Regions from separate parts of the Homo sapiens genome. Here region 2 is linked to region 1. The links are chromatin contacts, found by Hi-C or POLR2A ChIA-PET in ENCODE. All regions are on one chromosome and are shown on one strand. Each heading gives the region's core, a stretch centred on a gene start or an enhancer-like site at or near the end of the contact. The rest is flanking DNA. Distances are from core to core; before and after follow the strand shown. Region 1 holds the start of LOC105372738 (a long non-coding RNA gene). Region 2 overlaps LOC124905053 (a long non-coding RNA gene).

Evidence for each region. A loop is a pair of places that touch in the nucleus more often than their neighbours do. ChIA-PET counts read pairs that join two places held with the same protein, here RNA polymerase II (POLR2A). Pooled maps may share reads with other maps.
Region 2: a map of CD4-positive, alpha-beta memory T cell shows a loop between it and region 1 (2.3-fold over the local background). The contact joins two enhancer-like sites. A Hi-C loop is called at or near these places in 1 of 168 maps with a recorded cell type or tissue (CD4-positive, alpha-beta memory T cell), 3 of 37 single-sample maps with no recorded cell type and 9 of 50 pooled maps. POLR2A ChIA-PET finds 5 or more read pairs at or near these places in 3 of 52 experiments (OCI-LY7, activated B cell and activated naive CD4-positive, alpha-beta T cell).

Annotation. Positions count from the first base shown.
Region 1 is chr21:14,672,403-14,679,813 of GRCh38, reverse strand. It overlaps LOC105372738 (a long non-coding RNA gene), which reads left to right and starts at 1,215. Exons shown (of 2, transcript XR_937589.2): 1 at 1,215-1,336; 2 at 2,734-3,129. RefSeq lists a cis regulatory region at 1,824-2,220. Within about 2 kb of position 3,858, at least 8 of the 41 ENCODE cell types and tissues checked have a DNase peak (open chromatin) inside an H3K27ac peak, as active enhancers do.
Region 2 is chr21:14,481,045-14,488,046 of GRCh38, reverse strand. The region is part of intron 1 of LOC124905053 (a long non-coding RNA gene); the gene reads right to left. SAMSN1 (SAM domain, SH3 domain and nuclear localization signals 1) reads left to right here. Exons shown (of 8, transcript NM_022136.5): 8 at 1,933-2,819. The coding sequence ends at 2,135. Among named protein-coding and RNA genes, the nearest start is that of SAMSN1, 62 kb to the left of the region's middle. Within about 2 kb of position 5,731, at least 4 of the 41 ENCODE cell types and tissues checked have a DNase peak (open chromatin) inside an H3K27ac peak, as active enhancers do.

The sequences.
Region 1 (7,411 bases), core at 2,609-5,108:
CACACTGTCTCTTGCCTGCTGCCATGTAAGATGCCCCTTTGTTTTTCCTTCCTCTTCTACCATGATTGTGAGGCCTCCCCCGCTATGTGGAACTGTGAGTCCATTAAACCTCTTTCCTTTATAAATTACCCAGTCTCAGGTATTTCTTATAGCAGCACAAGAAGGGACTAATACAATCCTTTACTGCAAGTTTAACGTTCTTTCCATTGTACCTTGAAGGGCCTGAGAATCCATAAAATTAGTTCAAAATATGCCCTCCCGACATGCAAACGAGGTAATTCAATAAAAAAAAATGTGTTTACCCCTCTTGTTATCCAGTTTTTCTCAAATTGATGTTTTTGACTTTGGCTTCAAGAGGCCATGCTGATCTCTTTGTTCTGACAGTAATAATTTGACAAGCTTCTAACCTCCAGAGACTCCTCCTTAATATAATCCAAGTGCTGTTTGCTATAGCAACATTCAATTTTCACACAACCTGCTTTTTCATACATTTTACTGAAATATCCCTGATCCATCTTGCATATGTCAAATGCAGAATGCATGTCATCCTCTAACTAAGGAATATCACCAGCCCTTGTGAAGTAGGGCTGTCCCACAGTCATGAGATTCTTTCGGGCTACACCATCATTGTCTTGTATGTAGTGTGGGTGTGTGGGTAGGGGTGGGGATTGGCCAATTATGTCAACATTTTTTATTGTTGCATTTTTTTATTATGTCATAAAAGTGGGTGTTTCCAAAGGGCAAAGTATAATTGAAAATTCTATAAAATGTTTTAACTCTTGGGATGAAACTCTTCTTATAAGGTCCAACTCTATTGTTTGACTTTTATACCTTTGAATTTTAGTCATATGTTCAGGGGTTTACTTTGCTCAACAAGGTAAATCAGTATAGTAGGCAACTTCACTACAAATAGTTATGGGAGTAATTGCTCACCTGAAATACAGCATCTTATTTTTATATTTGGAGCTTCTGTGACCTAAATTCACTGCTTTAGCACCAAAGGCTTATTTAGCAGCATACAGCAACATAACTTGCAGGGAAGTGTTCAAGGCTGTAGTATCGATATTTATACAGCAGGAGGGAATCAAATCATGAGCATAGCACGTGGGAATTCAAGGGAAGCATTGGTTAGTACCCACCGGAATTTCAGGACAGGGATTGTGACAGAGGTAACAATTGAGATGGCTGTTGAATTATCAGGTGTTGACCAGTGAGCAAGGAGGAGAAGGGCATTCTAGAGATGCACAGACTAGAGCAGAGCAATACATCATGCAAGATCCAAGGTTTTCCCTACGGTGTGTGCAAGAAGGCGAGTCAGGGTGCCACAAGAGATAGGGTAAGATAATGTGACATAAATAAAATTTGTAAGCCACGTGTTGGAGATTCTGTCAGAGTCTCACCATATCTTTGTACCTTGCCCAGTTCACTGTGCTCCAGGGCCAACTTCAAGCTGTGCCTTGGGGCTTTGTTGGATCTCTAGAAGGTTCTCTGGCCATTCTTGGTAGGCCAGAAGTGCTGAAGGAAGTGAGTCCCCCCGTCCCATTCCCAAAAGTGCTGCGGAAGTGAGTCCCCCCATACCCAGAAGCAGACTGACTAGATTTGTTGTATATGTATCCCACAACCTTCTCCCTTCATTAGGATAACTCGGAGACATGAGTTTTGTAGCAATTCCCCAGGATATTGTAGCAGGATTAAGCTCTAGTCTTCCCTGCCTTCCTGTCTGTGTATCAGTTCCCCATTCCCTTGTTGGTGTTCGTTGTGCTCCCAAATAAACTATCAGCGTGTAAACCCTTATTCAGGGTTGCTACTGGGGAAATTTGTGCTAAGGGAACATGATAAGGAGTTCCAGGAAGGAGTTTAAAGGTTTTAGATAAAAGTAGTTTCATCATATTTTGAGAGATCACGCTGACAGTGAGGGGATAGATAAAGTGGATGTGAAAGAGAATAGAGGCAGCAAGACGAGTGAAGAGAAAATTGCCAGAGTAAAGGGAAGATTTCAAAGACTGGTTTCCAGGACTGGGGATCGAGGAGTGGAGCTAGACAGCAGTGGTGGCTGTGGGATGTTAAGCAGTAGACAGAGTCAGCTGAATTGAGGCCGTAGGGAAGACTGAGAGCGAACGGTCCAAGAGATAGCACAAGACCAGGAGAATGGTTTATCCATTCAAGGGAGGAGCCAGCTCTAGGAGTAAAGAAGCTCTCTCTCAACTGTGCTACCAGCTCCAGATAGATGATGTCCGCAATGAGTGTATTAGATTGGAAAAATTTGAATCATTAATAACCTTCAGCAAATCACGTTCCATAGAATGATGGGACATAATTCTAATTATGGTAGACTGAACAATAAATGCAGTGACCAAGTGATTATAAATTAGTCTTTGCAAGAACATGGCTTTCAGGGGAAGGAAAAAGAGAATGATGGTTAATGGAGGAAGGTTTAAGGTCAGAGATGGTGTTTTTTAAAGACAGGAATGGCTTGAGCTGATGTGTAGATGGCAGTGATATAACAGGTAGAGGCAAAGAGGCTGAAAATTCATCAACTGATAGTATAAGGTCTTTGTTCTGAAAGAGATAGCAGGAGGGAATGAGATCATAAGCAGAGCAAGTAGTTTAACCTCACATTGTCAAGTGTTGCTGACATACCAGACCCATGAAGGGATAAAGGAAGTCAGGAAGCTGATTTAAGAGGGATGTGATATTTGTAATCTCTTACTATGGGTTTTTTTTTTTATACAGGCATTCCTGTAAACTTATATTCATGAAGAAAGTCAGAGTACTTGTTGCAGATGCAATGCTAGGTCTTCAGCCATGTGCTATAGAAACAGAAGGTGACAAATATAACCAAGGATTGGGAGGAGAAAAAGAAGAAAGCCAATTTGGGAAATGAGACTGTAAAGTTTATAATGCTACTGATTTTCAAACATTTTCAGAAGCAATGGAAAGAAGAATGCGAAGAAAATGAGTTTATTTTCCAAAATGCTTTTTTTGTTATTGTTTTGCAATTTCCCTTTGTTAACATCATATAGGTTATGGGGGTTTCTGTTTTGAAAAAAATAAATACTGCACCGTGTGTGGATTGCTACTCAGCACTCAGCAATAAACAAGTCAATGAATGCTCTAGGTTTTAATGAATTCGGTTTTACTTCTTTACATCTACTTATTAGCTTCTCTACCTAAGATGTGTACACGAATCACTCTAACATCCAGGCTTCCCTGCAAATTAAAAACAACAACACAACACAGAAAACAAAAACCACCCAGAGCTCTCAAAATTAATCCTAAATATAGTTTTGCCTGGCCCCTGTGCAACGTACAGGCTTAGCATGTTTCAGTTTTTCAGGTCTTCTTTTTGGCGTCTAATTTCCTGAAGTTGAAGAGACAGCTGTCTGGGGGCCTGAGACTTAAGATGATGAACATGCAGATATCAAGGAAATGGTTTCCTTACAGCAACAGCTCCTTTTAGATCTGAGCATTTCCTCATTCTCACCTGACTGTAGAACATTACAAGTTTCCATTTGTGCTGAATTCAGATACATTCTTTCTTATTGGTGGAGGCAGTTAGGGTTAACTTCTTTTAGCCTGCTTTATGCAAGGCAAAATTTAATCAAAGTGATCTCCAGATTCCAGTAATATGACATTTCAACTGTGTATCCTGAAGAAAAACAGTGCATACAGATGTTTGCAAATGAAACCAGAGGAAAATACTAAATCTTTATTTTTTTCCTTAGCATTTAAAGAAAGCTTGTTTTTATTTCTGGACAATAACAATTTCTATGTTAGCCACTGTTTCCTCGTCAGTCTGAGAGAAGTAAAGCATTTTGTCTTCTCTGGCAGTTGGGGTTTCTAACGAGAGTCTGCTTATCCGCATATGAAAACAGGAAGTGCTGTTGGCTGGTGACTGACTTCCTTCACTTACTACCTGCTTGTCTAAAGTTTGGGCTTCATAAAATTGGTTCAATCTTCATGGTCCAAGTAAAATAGAAAATGAAGCAATTAACCATTTAATTTAAACGATATTAACAGTCTGAGTAATTCTAATATCGATCACTTTCACACCCTGAATTACTGATGAAGAAAAATCTATAAAGTGGAATATGGGTTATGATCCAGTGCCAAGCTGGGCCATTTAGGACATGAAGTGGACAATTTGGTTTAGTGTTGGCAAACAGCTAAACAAGCCATCTTCAATCATTTGCGACTTGCAATAGTAACTTAATGTTGTTTGATTTTATTTCATCTTCCTATTTCACTTTTTATGTTCTATATGGCATTTTTGCTTTTTAATAAGTAACTTTACACGTACTGAAGCAACTACATGTCACTTTGTTTATATATATATGTATTTTTTGAGATACAGAAAAGTCCTCTAATTTGCCTGTAAGGCAGTTTTGAAAGTTGTTGCTTTAGGAACAGAGGAGTGTAAGGAATCCTACAGAGAAAGTCCTAAGTCATATCTTGGAGATAAAGAAACTGAGGCCAAGAGAAATGAACTGCCTGAAATCAAACCACTGGTTACTGGTAGTTGCAGGCTGACAACAAAATGACTGCAATTGTTCTTGGTGTCTGTGTTTACATCCATTGCAATGTGACTTTGAATCTGACCATGCACTGTGACTTTCTTTGACTGATTGATAGAATTTGGAGAAAATAAGGATGCCAGCTCAGCAGCATAATTATAATATAACTAATGCATAATTTATTTAATTTACCTTTTCTTAAATTCCCAGAATATTTTATAAAACTAGCAGTTCTCATAGGGATTTTTCTTTTCACAATTTTGGCTTCCAGCTATCTGGCAAATTTTCAAAAATTTGTTTTCTTTGCTTGTATATTGTATAATTTCTTCGTATCTTCTACCTCATAAATCCTCCTAAAATGTTCTTTCCTCTCCTTTTTGTTTTTGAGTTTTTAGGAACATCTTTGGCTGAGGTGGAATTTCTGACTATGTTATTGGGCACTACTTTGTGGTACCAAGTTTTAATCCACTTAACAGCTTCCAGCATATTTACTTTTTTTGGCAGGCAGGTGATGCTCTCAGCTATGTCCACACCAGCAGGCAAAATTGCAATAAGCAAGCAACTCTTGGAATGAATAAAAAAAATCCTTCACAAGGGGGAGGTCAACCTGTTTTTGATAAATTTCAGTTTGTTGTCACCCGAAGCTATGCACGTTAGCATAAGGCATTATCATATTTGCAGCCCAAATAGAATCCTGTATCTGACACCCTCTTTTTCTTTAGATGATTTGCTCGTTCTTATATGAAAGGCAGTAAAATGTAATAAAATGAGCACTGAACTTTATGGTAAGAGCCTGAATTCGAATTCTAGATTATCCACCACTGAACTTTATGATAAGAAGCCTGAATTCAAATTCCAGATTATCCACCCATTAACTGTGCCACTTTGGGGAAGTCACTCAACTTTATGGTAAGAAGCCTGAATTCAAATTCTAGGTTATCCACCCATTAACTGTGCCACTTTGTGGGGGTTACTCAACTTTTCTCAACCCCAGTTTTTTTATTAGTTATTTTAGAGAATAAGGTAAAATATTGTAAAGCATTTTGTAAGCTGCAGACTCCAGTATCTACTTTTCTTCTGAGCTCCATACATTTTCAATTGCCTGTTAAACATTGATGGCTAAATGTCCCATCCAAAATGCATTTCGATGTGCACTACTCAAGCTTTCATTTTCTTCCGAATTCTCTAATTCTATTAAATCATACTAATAATTTGCCAGTTACCCAGGTTGCAAATGTTTAAATATGGTTTTGTTGCCACTCTCTCATTTATCCCTTATAAGTTATTCTTTTATTTATTAATTTTTGCATCCAGAAAATGCCTATTAATCACCTGCTGCCTTTTCTGTTGCTGTACATCCTCCCTCTTTCAATCGCATCTCTGCATTTCAAAGCAGGCTCTGCTCCATTTTATCTCCCTGTTTCACACTCTGCTCCTCTGGCTTTGGCATCTATCTTATATCTCTCAGCCCAGACGTTGACCTGATTGTATCACTTCTTGCTTAGTCTGCTTTTCTGGCCCCAGTGCCTCTTGTCTCTGATAAGAAGCGCTCCTTTGTTCCTAGTCTGTGCCCTGTAGGACCCCCTCCTCCCCATCCCAATGGTCAGCTGGGCCTTCTGAGCCAATTTGTTAGCATCCCCATTTCCATGATGGCAGGAAAGGCTCAGATGCTACAAGTGACACTGAGGATGTTACCTAATTTTAATAAATATCATTTTCTCATTTTAAAAATGAGACGGATATACCTCACAGGGCTATCGTGAAATGAGAGAACACATGACTGGCACAGAGGAGGTACTCACAACCTAAGTGTTCTTCCCAAAGATCTAGCTATAGTTGCATAATACTAAACTCAGTACTCCACATCTGACCATTCAAAATAGAAGCTTAGAATCTAAGTAGGGAGATGAGAATAAAATGTTTAATAAATTTGTGTATAGAGATAGACTATGTAATGCAGTGCAGGTGGATGAGTACAAAGTACAAAAGTGAGTAGAAAAAAGTGACTCAAGAAAGACAGGCAGATATGATTTGTAAAGAAACTATTAGGTGTGAATTGGTGAAAATAAAGCAGGAGAATATTTTAGGCATGAGGAATTAGGAAAATTTTGAGAGCAAAACAAATTATGGCATTGTGGTATAAGTCTGGTAAAATGAAGAGGATGGGTTTGGGTTAAAGATCCTATTTGGAGAGGTAGAGTGGTGCTGATTATTGCAGACTTTCATTTTTGTCCTAGGAATAGAGAAATATATGTGAGCCAATGTTTTGAATATTATCAAAATTTTACAATAAAAGCAATGTGTTTTGTCACATTTTAAAGAGGCAATTAGAAATACAATGAATTTGTAAATCTGTTGATATTATATTAAACAAGTAGTCTCTAACCCCAGTTTCAAAATGCATTATTTTAAATGTGAAATAACATTTGTGAAGAAAAAAATTGACTGCATTTAGGCCATCATCCGTTCAATGGAGGTTTCCTGTGGTTTATTTATGAATATTAGTTGCTGTCCCTTTCTGTGTGAATTGGGCCAGAAAATCACAAATGCAAAAGTCTTTGGGATTGTCTAATTCAAGCACTGCACATTTTACAAGTGAGGAAACAGAAAGGGAAGTTAAATTCTTTCATGAGGTAATGTGTAGTCAGTGGCTAAATGAAACTCAAACTTTTCTTTAGATTTTTAATCTAATGCTTTAAAAATATATACTTAAGAACCTAAGATAGCCAAGATATTATTAAGGAAAAACAGCAGAGCTGTACCAGATAGGAGGACTTACTCTAAAGCTGTAGTAATTAAGAAAGTATAATATTTGCACAAAGACAAGTGGAATTATGGCTATTCCAAAAATATATCCACGCTAAAATAGTGCCTTGATATGATAAGTGTGTCATGAA
Region 2 (7,002 bases), core at 4,482-6,981, 190 kb after region 1:
TCAGAGAATGAGGTCCCATTTTAGTGCTGCCTTTTCATTAAAAAAAAGGGCTTAGAAAGAAGAGTGAATGACTGATACTCAGAAAGACTAGTGAATAATAAGTAAACCCTCCCAAACTTAAAGATTGTCATGAATAATGCACACAAAATGCTTCCATGGTAGCTAAAATTTAAAAATAACAATCACAATAGGTGCCTATTAAAATTGTCATCTTATATCTAGAACTAGTTATAATATCACTAGGCAAATACCTGATATTTGAATCTATAGTTAAAATTGTGGGGCAAATGTGAAGATTCAGAAGAATGGCATAAATATGGTTTCACTGTTGCAAATACAAGCCTTAAGGAAAAGGTTAAAAGAACTGTTATGACTCATTCTGAAGATGAGCAGACTAAGAAGCAATTTTTATCATTTTCTTCCAGCCTTTCTCAACCAGTATTTTTCTTCTAAACTACAGAATTTAGGAGATATTTTAAGTAACACTTTTCAATTTCTCCCATGGATGATGCTTAACTAGTACCATTCTATAAACATTAAAGAGAAGTTAATTCATTAACACAAGGGTAACTTACAGCACAATTCTCATTTATAATGGAAGTTGATGGCAATTGGACACACAGTGGATCATAAACTAATGTTAGCAAAACATATGGAAACTAGAAAATGCATTTTAAAGAAGATAGATATATATATATAAAAAATAAATAAGATAAAGAGTAGATTTCCTAGATATAAATTAATTAGCATTATAATAGCCTATTGAAGAAAATTATACATTTTCCTTCTTTGAAGGATTCTGAGGTTTGGATTTACTTTATTCTCACTGGAATGGGATGAAGTGCAAAGCCTCTGTAGGCAGAGTTCTTGTCCCAACCTTAAATGTGTGTTTGGCTCTTTCAACGTGGAGCTATTCAGATGCCTACAGTGGTGAAGCCCCAAGGTTAGAAGGGGAAAGAGGAAGATATGGTACTGCAGCTAAGAGGCAGTACCTGAGATCTATTTCTTCTCTGAGGAGCTCAGCTCAGGATGCAGAAACACCCATCAAGAAACCACATGGACAGAGAGAAAGTTGACGCTAAAGGAATCGAGAAGAGTAATATGTGAACTTCAGGCTGCTTAGGGGTTCTTCCAAAATATATTTTGTTATATCCCTAATAGTAATCTTTTTCTAAAAGATAATGCCTGTTGAATATAGAACACTGCTTTAAGAATGCAGAATTATCAATCTGAAAATAAATGATTATTCTTCAGGACTACAGACAAAGATATGGAAGACTAAATATTCATAAAGTAGATTCAGTGGAAATTTTGGTGTTTTACTTTCTAAAAGCAACCTGGTTTCTTATGCCTATTTTGTGATACATGCAAACATAGGAAAATTCTGGATATTTAAAGTTTTATTAGTTAACTTCCAAATAATTGAAGTCCTACTGTACATTCTTACTTATAGTGATAATTTATTAATTAATCTAGATTATCATGAATCTAAAATTGTTCACAAAGATCACTATTGACTTGGATTGTGCATTTAAACTATAAATGCCTTTTTCTAATGATACTTTAAGGAGTATTTGGACAAGGCATCAGTCACACTGTGGATACAATCTGCTTTCTCTGGCAACTTATTATTAATGTAAAATGAGAGTCCATATTGATCTTTGCTGATGCGGGAAGTTCACATGAATTCCATGAAACTGCAAATGAACAATGAAGGGCAAATTTTGGCTTCTAATAAAACAGTAGCTTGAATATTTGGGTGCAAATATCTCTTTTGTAATAAACAAAGATACCTTTTACTTGCAGAACTTTCCATTGTAATGAAGTCATGGTTAGAACAGTTAAAATAGGATAATACTTGAAAGTGAATGAGTACATGAATAAGATTTTGTGTTGCTTTACCTAACTCCTGCCCTTTTTTTCCATTTACAGTTATTCAAGAGCAAGAAAATGAACCTGAGCCCCTATCCTTGAGCTCAGACATCTCCTTAAATAAGTCACAGTTAGATGACTGCCCAAGGGACTCTGGTTGCTATATCTCATCAGGAAATTCAGATAATGGCAAAGAGGATCTGGAGTCTGAAAATCTGTCTGACATGGTACATAAGATTATTATCACAGAGCCAAGTGACTGAACACGCATTCCCAACTATATATCTACAGATGCATTCCATTTTAACTCTTCTTGAGCTAAAACGTCAAATAGGAGAGGAAGATAAGATAAATATTTGTAAATAAAACCTAAAGTTTAAATGTTTTAATCTGAATAATTGTACATAAAATTTTGTATCTCTAACATTCCAAATTACTGTCAATAAAATATATATTTATTATTTTAAATGCTATGTGTTAATATTTCACTTGCTTGTATTAGAAAGGCAAAATGTAAGACTTTGGTATGTGTGACATATGCTTTATTTGGCTTTATTTTACAAGTACAGTATCTGCAAAAAACAAAGTAACCTTTTTTCATACCTGCCAGTTTTGAATTTATATATGTTATTGAACAAATAGTAATAGAGGATTCGCTGTTGAAACAAGTTGTCCAAGCAATGTTATATTCATTTTTATACTTATTGGGAAAGTGTGAGTTAATATTGGACACATTTTATCCTGATCCACAGTGGAGTTTTAGTAATTATATTTTGTTGATTTCTTCATTTTGTTTTCTGGTATAAAAGTAGAGATAATGTGTAGTCACTTCTGATTTAGTGAAACCAATTGTAATAATTGTGGAAATGTTTTGTCTTTAAGTGTAAATATTTTAAAATTTGACATACCCTAATGTTAATAATAAAAAGAACTATTTGCATATTGCATTTTCCAGAGTAATGTTACTTAAGGGTTTTAATATTGGACTTTAGAGAAAATATCTCCTCCCAGACACCCCTCACTTTTTGTAATATAAGTGCATCCCATAGCAATAATCTCAACCTCCTCAAACTCATCTGTCCCCTGAACCCCAGTGATGTTTATCTGACTCACTTGATACCCTCAGGAAACTTCAATTCAACATAACCAAACCATCGATTTTCTCTACAAATTTGTTTCTGCTTTTTTATTGCCAACTCCTCTTTACTGCTACTATCACCCAGCCAGTCATCAAAGCAGAAAATCACTTCTTGCTTCATCTCACATATATCCTCCTCATACAAATTCAATAAGTAATCAAGCCCTATGGATCCTACCTCTACAAATGCTTTCATATTCATGGCCTTCTATCCATTTCCATGGTTGTTGTCTTGCTTTGGATCCTCATGATCTCATGCACGGAAAATGGCAGTAGCTTTCCAACTGACCCCCTACCTTCTCATCCATCCTCCACACAGCCTCCAGATAAATCTTTCTAATCCATGAATCAAATCAGGTACTTTTCTGCTTGAAAGTTTTGGAGGGCTTCTCATTGTCTTTAGTATAATATCCAAACTTCCTTCCAGGCTGCATAAGGTCTTCCCCAATTGCTTTTTACCTACCTTATGAATTGTAACTACCCCCTCACCACCACCACCATACACACACACCTCTCAATCTACACTCCAGCCATAACAATATACTTGCAATTTTCTTCCCTTTGTGACTTTCCATATGCTATTTATTTTCCTGGAGTGTCTCCTGCTATTTTCCACATTAGGAAGTCTCCCTCTTTCCTCCATCCTAAAGGTCACTTACTCTGTGAAGCCTTCCATGATTCCCTTTGGTGCTCTCTTCTTTGTGTTTCCATAGCAACTTGTAAATTGTGGTTCATAGCACTTGTCATATTATGCTTTATATATTTGTATGACAATTGCCCTTCCGTAAGACTGTGACCTCCTTGTGACAGAGATTATTTTGTTTAGCCTTTTTAATCTCTGGTGCCTAACATAATACCTGGCACACAGTGGGCACTTAGGAAATATTTGCTAGAGGGCATTGAATATGATGATTATTCCTATATAACAGATTCCATCTTCCTATTTAAATTGATCCATTCAATTTATATAGGTACTGTAGGTAAGTACCTTCCAAAGTGACCTATTTTTTTTTTAACCAATAAAACGTAATACCTTAGGAAAAAACAGGAAACACAAAGTGTTATTTCAAATGCTGGAGGACAACATTACACTGCTAACGTCCGGCATATTTTTCCAGACCCCTGAGATTTAACCGCATATGCAGTGCCCAGGTGAGGCTAAAGCACATGTCTACCTCTATTCTTCCCCCTTCACAGCATGAAATGGTGTTTCATTTCAGTTTTCCAAGGTGCTGCCTCCATCATGACCCCACTCTTGCTACAGCTACCACTCCAAATCGATTATTCTGGGGCCTCCTTAAACACAGCAGTCACTAACCATGATTTTAAAACTTTAATCACCTGCTGCCTCAGGGAGATCAAGACAGGATAGCTTCTTTATGGAGATGCCAGGAAATTGTAAGTTGGGGAGCAACTAACAAACTACTTGACTTTAAAACGGTGGCAATCGCCCATGACGCATACTCAGCCACAACTTCAATCACTTAAAAATGAAGGTCTGGTACCCAGTCAAGGATTTAGGGAAATGCTTTTGAGGGGAAGTGCTGCAGAGCCCTTGAGGAGATTGAAGCACAGGAAGAGAGATTGGATTCCTAAAAAGAGGAGACACCATGAGGCTCAAGTGGTCAGGAGGAAGGCCTCATCACGGAGTTCCGCACTAAAAAGGACACAAGAATAGCGGACGTATACTCCACATTAAGGGAGGGCTGCTGTCCTCACCTTACCCACAGCTCCTTACGGATCCTCTGCAGCTCTCGCCTCAGCTCCCTCAACGTGGGGCAGGGAACATCAACAGAAGGAAGACAGGTTTTTCTCTTGGCCATGGAAAGCTGAATAAAGAGCAGCGGAAAGATAAGAAACGGCTCATCCAAGGTTGGGAGGTAGCTGAGGAACTTGGACCTTCTGCTGCTTTTGGCTGAGTGAGAGACATGAGTCCAAGCCTTTTAAGATGGCTAAAGGATTAACATTATAATAATTACAAGATCATGATACTGGCTTTGTGTTTCTAGGTTGAACCCTGACGACATTTCCCAGTCTCATATGTTTATTTATTCACTCAGCAATATTTAAAGTTGGAACATGTATGCTGTCCAAGACTATGCCAACAAAGGTCTTTTTAACTATATAACCGCATGAGAATCATAGCATAGCTTCTCTCATTGGAACCCACTGAGTCTTTCATATATACACAGATCAGAATATACCGTTATTCTGATCCCAGAGATTCCGTATCTTTGTAAATTCAAGTATGTTGTGACAATATGCATGGTTAGAGGAATTTTATTCCAGATAAATAAATAAAATCCTCATAGTAATTTTTTGATGAATACAAAAATCAGATCATTTAAATTCTGAGTTCCCCTTGTAATGTACAGATGAATATATCTACATTCTGAAGTATTTCATTATAATCTTTTCTCTTTTAATCAATTAAATTGCCAAGGGAGTTAGTTCAGAAATAAAATAACTTTTAAAATTTCAAAATGATAGGCAGCTAAAGATTATCAGGATTTCAGAAAACGTACAATTTACTGAGGTTACAGTCAAGTGCCCTGCAACTTCCTGAATGAGGCCAAATTGATGACATTTCATGTTGAGAAACTTCCGTTACAAGCAGAAGTTCTGAGAAAAATAATAGGAAGAAATTTTAGATACTCCATCACCTCACACACGCACGCACTTCCATCCTCCCCACAACCATCAAAAAACTTGAATAATTTGCATACAGACTTCAAGTACTCTTTCATAAAGTGGGAAGTCACGCTACAATCACGTAAAGGTTGAGAGCAAAACGAATAGGGACTAAATGTAGGTAAAAGAACAGCAGCTTCTAAACTTGACCAGGTTTTTTGGCTATGGAAATGAGATAAAAGCAACCCTCTTTTTATGTTACCTCCTATTTAACTGCCGAATTTCTCTGATCACACCCAATGTTCACCTAAACATAGAGACTGGAGGAGATCATGGAGTTGAAGCATCTGGTTTGAGAATTGTGTGACTGGGCAGGTCATTTATCCTCTAAGCTTAGTCTTTTTTTTTTAATCTACAAAATGTTGTCAATTAAATGAGATAATGTGTGTAAAGCACACAGCACGACGCATGTAGTATGTGCATAAAAACAACTACTGCTATTATATCCACTACTTCATTTTTATTCATTGATGTCTGGACATTCAGTGGAAGCAGTGCACATGCTGCCACAATGCAGGCATGGACTTGCAGGCATTTGAAATTCTTAAGACACAAATTGTCTCAGAGCTATGACAACTGTGTTTGTCAGAAGCAATGAGAGAGAGTCAGCTGGCTTAAGAGGACTTCTCAGATGAATGACCATTTCTTCATGAAAGAATATCTTTGTTTACTCCTAACCAGCTTACGGAGAGGCTGTGCTATATTTAGCTTTCATTCCTCACACCTAGCTCATGATAGGAGTACTCTTTTTTTTTTTTTTTTTTTTTTTTTTTGAGATGGAGTCTCACTCTGTCACCCAAACTGGAGTGCAGTGGCAGGATCTTGGCTCACTGCAACCTCTGCCTCCTGGGCTCAAGTGATTCTCCCACCTCAGGCTCCCAAGTAGCTGGGATTACAGGTGGGCAGCACCATGCTTGGCTAACTTTTTGTATTTTAGTAGAGACTGGGTTTCACCATGTTGCCCAGGGTGGTTTTGAACTCCTGAGCTCAGGGAATCTGCCCGCCTTGGCCTCCCAAAGTGCTGGGATTACAGGCATGAGCCACTGTGCCCAGCCGGAGTACTCATTTTTGAAGAATGAAGGATTTATAAATAAATGCCTAATGAATAAGTGAAAAAATAAAAGTTTTGGGGTTATTACTGCTATTAGTGCACCTTGGACCCTGGTCTCTGATAAATTATGGAGTCACAACTCATTGTGCTATAGGCAACAGAGAAGCCCTCAGGAAGGCCGCCTAAATGTAGATATTTACCTATTTATAAAGCTTAAGAGCATTTAGGCAAATAATCTGCCATGGGAAAT